2 separate regions of the Homo sapiens genome follow, and region 1 is linked to region 2. Evidence: chromatin contacts called from ENCODE Hi-C data. All regions are on one chromosome and are shown on one strand. Each heading gives the region's core, a stretch centred on a gene start or an enhancer-like site at or near the end of the contact. The rest is flanking DNA. Distances are from core to core; before and after follow the strand shown.

What was found. Hi-C counts contacts between places; a loop is a spot of excess contacts on that map. Pooled maps may share reads with other maps.
Region 1: a map of endothelial cell of umbilical vein shows a loop between it and region 2 (16-fold over the local background). The contact joins two enhancer-like sites. A Hi-C loop is called at or near these places in 1 of 168 maps with a recorded cell type or tissue (endothelial cell of umbilical vein), 2 of 37 single-sample maps with no recorded cell type and 3 of 50 pooled maps.

What each region holds. Positions count from the first base shown.
Region 1 is chr6:12,482,505-12,485,204 of GRCh38, reverse strand. No RefSeq gene overlaps it. Among named protein-coding and RNA genes, the nearest start is that of LINC02530, 100 kb to the left of the region's middle. RefSeq lists enhancers at 1,432-1,511, 551-1,750. Within about 2 kb of position 1,289, at least 7 of the 41 ENCODE cell types and tissues checked have a DNase peak (open chromatin) inside an H3K27ac peak, as active enhancers do; they include endothelial cell of umbilical vein, where a contact is called at or near this core.
Region 2 is chr6:11,651,847-11,654,546 of GRCh38, reverse strand. No RefSeq gene overlaps it. Among named protein-coding and RNA genes, the nearest start is that of TMEM170B, 120 kb to the right of the region's middle. Within about 2 kb of position 1,371, at least 4 of the 41 ENCODE cell types and tissues checked have a DNase peak (open chromatin) inside an H3K27ac peak, as active enhancers do; they include endothelial cell of umbilical vein, where a contact is called at or near this core.

The DNA of each region.
Region 1 (2,700 bases), core at 40-2,539, 830 kb before region 2:
ATCAAGAACAGACTCATGTGCCCCTTTCGGCCCGGGATTTGTAGTAGAATTCGATGAGGAAAGAAAGTTGATATAATTATGCATCGTTATCAAAATTATAGTCAATAAAACCTTTCAAGTAAGTGGGTAGTTAATTGAGATCTAGAAGGCATTTGGGCTTTCTGGCTTCACTGGCCAGCTTGCAGTCACCTGAGTGCACAGAAAACTGCTTGTTTTCTGGAATATTTTCATGGTTGTGAAAATTGATAATGTATCACTGTTAGGTCTGATTTTGTTTCCTGTCCAAAGAGGAAAGGTCATCCTCCTCCTTATTAAATTTTGAAAAATAAATAACCACAGCAGTATCTCAACAGACTCAATGTGTTTATTTTACACTACAAGAATGTGAAATAATTGGACAGTATGTCACAGGGGGAAGAAAACTAGGAGAGCAGCTTGCCGGGTTTAATAAATTAACTTTGGCTCTATTTGCTGAAAAGATGATTATTGACAGTTGCGTATCTTGTTTATGAGCACACACCTTAAACTTGATCAGGAGGAAAGAGAAAATACTCAAAATTCTTGCTGATGAAAGAGCTTTTCCCGGCTTAGGGCAATTGCTTCAAAGAAAAAGTACAAAGGTTTGAACTTCCCACCCATGTGTTATTGGACAGGGAAAAAGGAAACATTTCATAGAGATAAGCTACCGTTTTGAATATTGAAGGAATTTAAAAGCAAAAATATCAGTATTGACACAATTACAGATACCGGTCTTCTTTAGAAAACATGCACCACTTTTTTTCTTTGTGGCTTAAAGAAAAAATTAACTTCGTGAATACCAGTCATCTACATGCATTAAATATAAGACAGGAAAACTTCTCTCTGCTCTTATCGCAAGTTAAGAATATTTTCTTTTAAATGCGACTTACCTTTTAAGATGAGTGAGGCTGAGTAAGTAAGGAAATGTTAAGAGGTGACTTTAAAAGAAACTTAACCATGCAATCTCTTATAGGTGACTCAACCTGTGATGGAAGTTAATTGCTATTATTAATTATAATTATTATTTTAAGTCTATGTTTTGAGGAGCTTCCAGAACTTTCTAACTCTGACAGCACCTGTCAGTAGGGAGGTAATGGGAAGGAGCATGTACCCATGGTATGAAATGCTTCTGCTGCTTAAGTCACAAAGTCACAGGGGGAACCGGAAGTACCCACAATTTCTCCCCAAGAAGCATGCACTTCAGCGGTGAATACAGACTTAGTCACAGAAGAGAGGTGAGGTCAGCGAACGACAGCAGAAACAGGAATCCTCCAGATACCAGACCTATTACCCAGAAGGTGGTTTTCTGCCAAAAATATCAGCTTGTAGACTGCTTATCTGAAAGGAGAGCTGCTGCCCATAGGTGACATATGGCTTGAGGACCAAACTGGAAAGTGAAACCACTGCTTTAAGAAAAAGAGCCCAAGAACCCACGAGATGCTCTCCTCAGAGGAAGAAGCTTCTTGATTTCAGTCCAAATCCATAAAACACATGAGAATCTTGAATATGTTCTTATCCAAATCGGTCATTATTGATCATCAACTGTAGTCCTAACTGCTGTACAATACCATCTATTGCTTTTATATCTGAAGTTCTGCACATCTAACAAATTTTTTCCATTAAAAGACTGCTGTCATTCGAAGCATTTTATAATTTATGAAGCACTTTCACCAAAATAAATCTGTTCCTTTCTCAACCTTCCTTAAAAATCAAGTGACCTGAAGTTAGAGTTAGGGAATAGGCCTAGATCTAAGACCTGAGAGTTTGGCCCTTTCCAAAAAATGTCATATAGCCCAATGGCACGATAAGAAGAACAACAAAAACTGTAACAGTAATAATAGCTGCCACTTGGTACTTAGACCAGAGAAAGAAATTTCCTACAAACCTTACAAGCAAAATCCCATTTTGCAGAGGTGGAAAGTGTTGTTCACATATTCGTGTAGCTCTCCTAAGGTCTTGGATCCTAAAGAATGGCAAAGCTCAGAGAGTAAACCAGGTCATCTGTATCTAATTTGTTCCTCTTTTCGCTGCATAGACTGTCAGCTAGTGCAACTTAACATTTTCAGAGAAGAGAAATTTTCATAATTCTTGTCTGGCTATAAAAGGTTGAGAGAACATACTCCCAAGCTGGGATATTCCTCTTTGAGCACGTATTGATATTTTGTTATTATTATTACTTTTAAAAATAGCTCTTCATTTGGTTCTATAATCTGGTAATTAAGGTAAACAATACACTATGAGTAGTGTGAACTCTCATGAATACAAAGGAAGTGCACAATTTTACGCACTTTAAGATGAGATGTGGTAAAGAGATACAGATTTTAAAGACCATGAAAGCTAAAGCTGTAACTATGCAGAATGGTATTTCATTAGCAAATTAAAAGTTCTGCAGCTCGTTAACATCTTTGTTGATAGGTGGGCAAGAAATCAGGAACTTAGGGTGCTGATTAATTTATACACCTGTCATAGGAGCATGTAACCTTCTGCCACCATTGTAAGACAGGCAAGAATAAACTATAAAACAGTGGATGATACTGTTTCCTATCCCTCTTCTTAGAAATTATCCTAAGTAACCTTTGAAACAGCTTGTCCTATAGGGGGCCCCTCTGTGCCTGTGCATTCAGGATCACCTTTGTCTCTTCATTTCACTTTCCCTCATGTTTTGTTGTTCTGTTCAGTCTT
Region 2 (2,700 bases), core at 122-2,621:
AAGAGTTTAGGTGATGTTCCCGTGGGCCCTTATCAAGTTAGAGCAGAGCCCAGGGAGAGAGAGAGTTGAGGTCCTCCGCTCTCTGCTTCTGCCTCCACACTCTGCTTGCTCTGACCAACGTCCTCCCACCGGCGATGCAGAACTTCAAAGGGATGGAAAAGGTGGCAAAGTCACCAGTGAATCTGTGTGATATACATAACTGATGACTTCCTCCTTTAAAAATTTTTTTGAGAGAGGGTCTTGTTCTGTTACCCAGGTTGGAGTGCAGTGACACAATCGTAACTTGAAATCCTGGGCTCAAGTGAGCCTTTTGCCTCAGCCTCCCGAGTAGCTGGGACTACAAGGAGCACACCTCCATGCCTGGCTAATTTGTTAAAATGTTTCTTTAGAGACGGTAGTCTCACTATTTTCCCCAGGATGGTCTTGAACCCCTGACCTCAGGTGATCCTCCCGCCTTGGCCTCTCAAAGTGGTGACTTCAGGTGTGAGCCACTGTGCCCAGCAGCTTCCTCCTTTACAGAAATAAATTAATGCAAAATAAAGGAGGAAGAGAGAAATGATAGCTAAGCAGAGAACATGCAACAAAGTCAATGCTAACATCCACGTGATTGAGCATCTACTGTATGGCAGGTGCTTCACATGCGTTATCTTGAATGGGTGAACATTCTCCAATACAGCAGGGTTCCATCCATTCCACAGGTGAGGCACCTCATGCTCAGGTGGGTAAATTGCCCACCACCGTGTGGTAATAAAAGGGCAGAACACACACATGAAATCAGGACACCCTGACTCCAAATCCTATCACTGTTTCATGTCTCCAGCTGCAGACAACTCTTATGTGAGCCCTGGATAGGAAAAGGAACAGAGTCATGGAAGGTCCACTTAAGTTCTCCTTCAAGCAGCTAAGGAGGTGCTGTCTCTAACAAGCCAAATTAAGATAGGCAAAGTCACCCCAGCAGCTGTTGACTTCAGCATTTGCTTTTAAAATGAGAATTATTGTCTCAGGGTGAAGACTCCGGTTCAAGCATGAGTCATGCACCCCAGCAGACCTGGTTTGTTTTTAGCGAAGTGTGGCCGGGGGAGGAGGGGTTGTATTCACCAGCAAAGCATGTCACAGAGGATGTACACACACACACACACACACACACACACACACACAGACACACAGACACACACACACACACGTCTGCCCATTACAGCTGCTCCAGGCATCTCTCGCCTGACAGAATAGGGTCTGTTTCTGACCCCCACACATCCTTAAAGAATGTGATCTTTGCAGAGATCACTAGCAGGAAATGACCCTGAGGAAAGCCACTTGATGTCATTCTTTGAATGTTCTGCTGTCAGCTCCCAAAACTGTCAGGAATGAGGTCGTAAGTGTCTCCTTCAGCTGCATAAATAGAGGCCACCAAAGGTCTCCAGGAAAGAAAAAAGCTGGTAATCACAGCAATTCACGTGTGGACCAAATATGGCAGCACCGGTGGAAGACAGAGTCATGTTATGACTCACACAAACCCAAGCTGGAATCCCATAGCTGCTGTTTTCCAGGGGTATGACATTGAACTGCATAAATGCCTCAGTTTCCCCATCTGCTTGATGGGCATCAGAGCATCACTATGAGGGCTGAGCCGAGTACTTATAGAAGCAGTGGGTGATATAGGTAGCCAGTGCCTGATCAATGCTGCTTCTCATCCATCCTCCTCCTGCATGATGTGGTTAGAAATCTCCAATGGCTGGGCGCGGTGGCTCATGCCTATAATCCCAGCACTTTGGGAGGCCGAGGCCGGCGGATCACCTGAGGTCGGGAGTTTGAGACCAGCCTGACCAGCATGGAGAAACCCCATCTCTACTAAAAATACAAAATTAGCCAGGCATGGTGGCACATGCCTGTAATTCCAGCTACTGGGGAGGCTGAGGCAGGAGAATCGCTTGAACCTGGGAGGTGGAGGTTGTGGTGAGCTGAGATTGCGCCATTGCACTCCAGCCTGGGCAACTTCCAGAGTGAAACTGTCTCAAAAACAAACAAAAAAAAGAAATCTCTGGTGCGGCTGGGCATGGTGGCTCACACCTGTAATCCCAGCACTTTGGGAGGCCAAGGCGGGTGGATCACCTGAGGTCAGGAGTTCGAGACCAGCCTGGCCAATGTGGTGAAACCCTGTCTCTACTAAAAATACAAAAAATTACCTAGTTGTGGTGGCACACACCTGTAATCCCAGCACTTTGGGAGGCCGAGTCGGGCAGCTCACTTGAGGTCAGGAGTTGGAGACCAGCCTAGCCAACATGGCAAAACCCCGTCTCTACTAAAAACACAAAAATTAGCCAGGCGTGGTTGCGCACACCTGTAATCCCAGCTACTCAGGAGGCTGAGGCAGGAGAATTGCTTGAACCCGGGAGGCAGATGCTGCAGTGAGCCGAAAACATACCACTGCACTCCAGCCTGAGCAACAGAGCGAGACTCTGTCCCCAACTCGCCCCAGAAAAGAAAAATCTCTGGTTCCATCAGAACCAAGAGTGGCCCAACAAAGGGCTGACCAGTCCAGCTTCCTGGTCATGGAGGTCACACTGATGCTAATGGATCAAGTTGGCAAGCTTGACATTTAATGTAAAACTGCTAGCATCAGATTATTTGGGGCCAACGTTCCCCCAGTGCTTAAGAATCACTGTTATAAATTCTTCTTCCTTGCAGCTCTCAGAACTGATC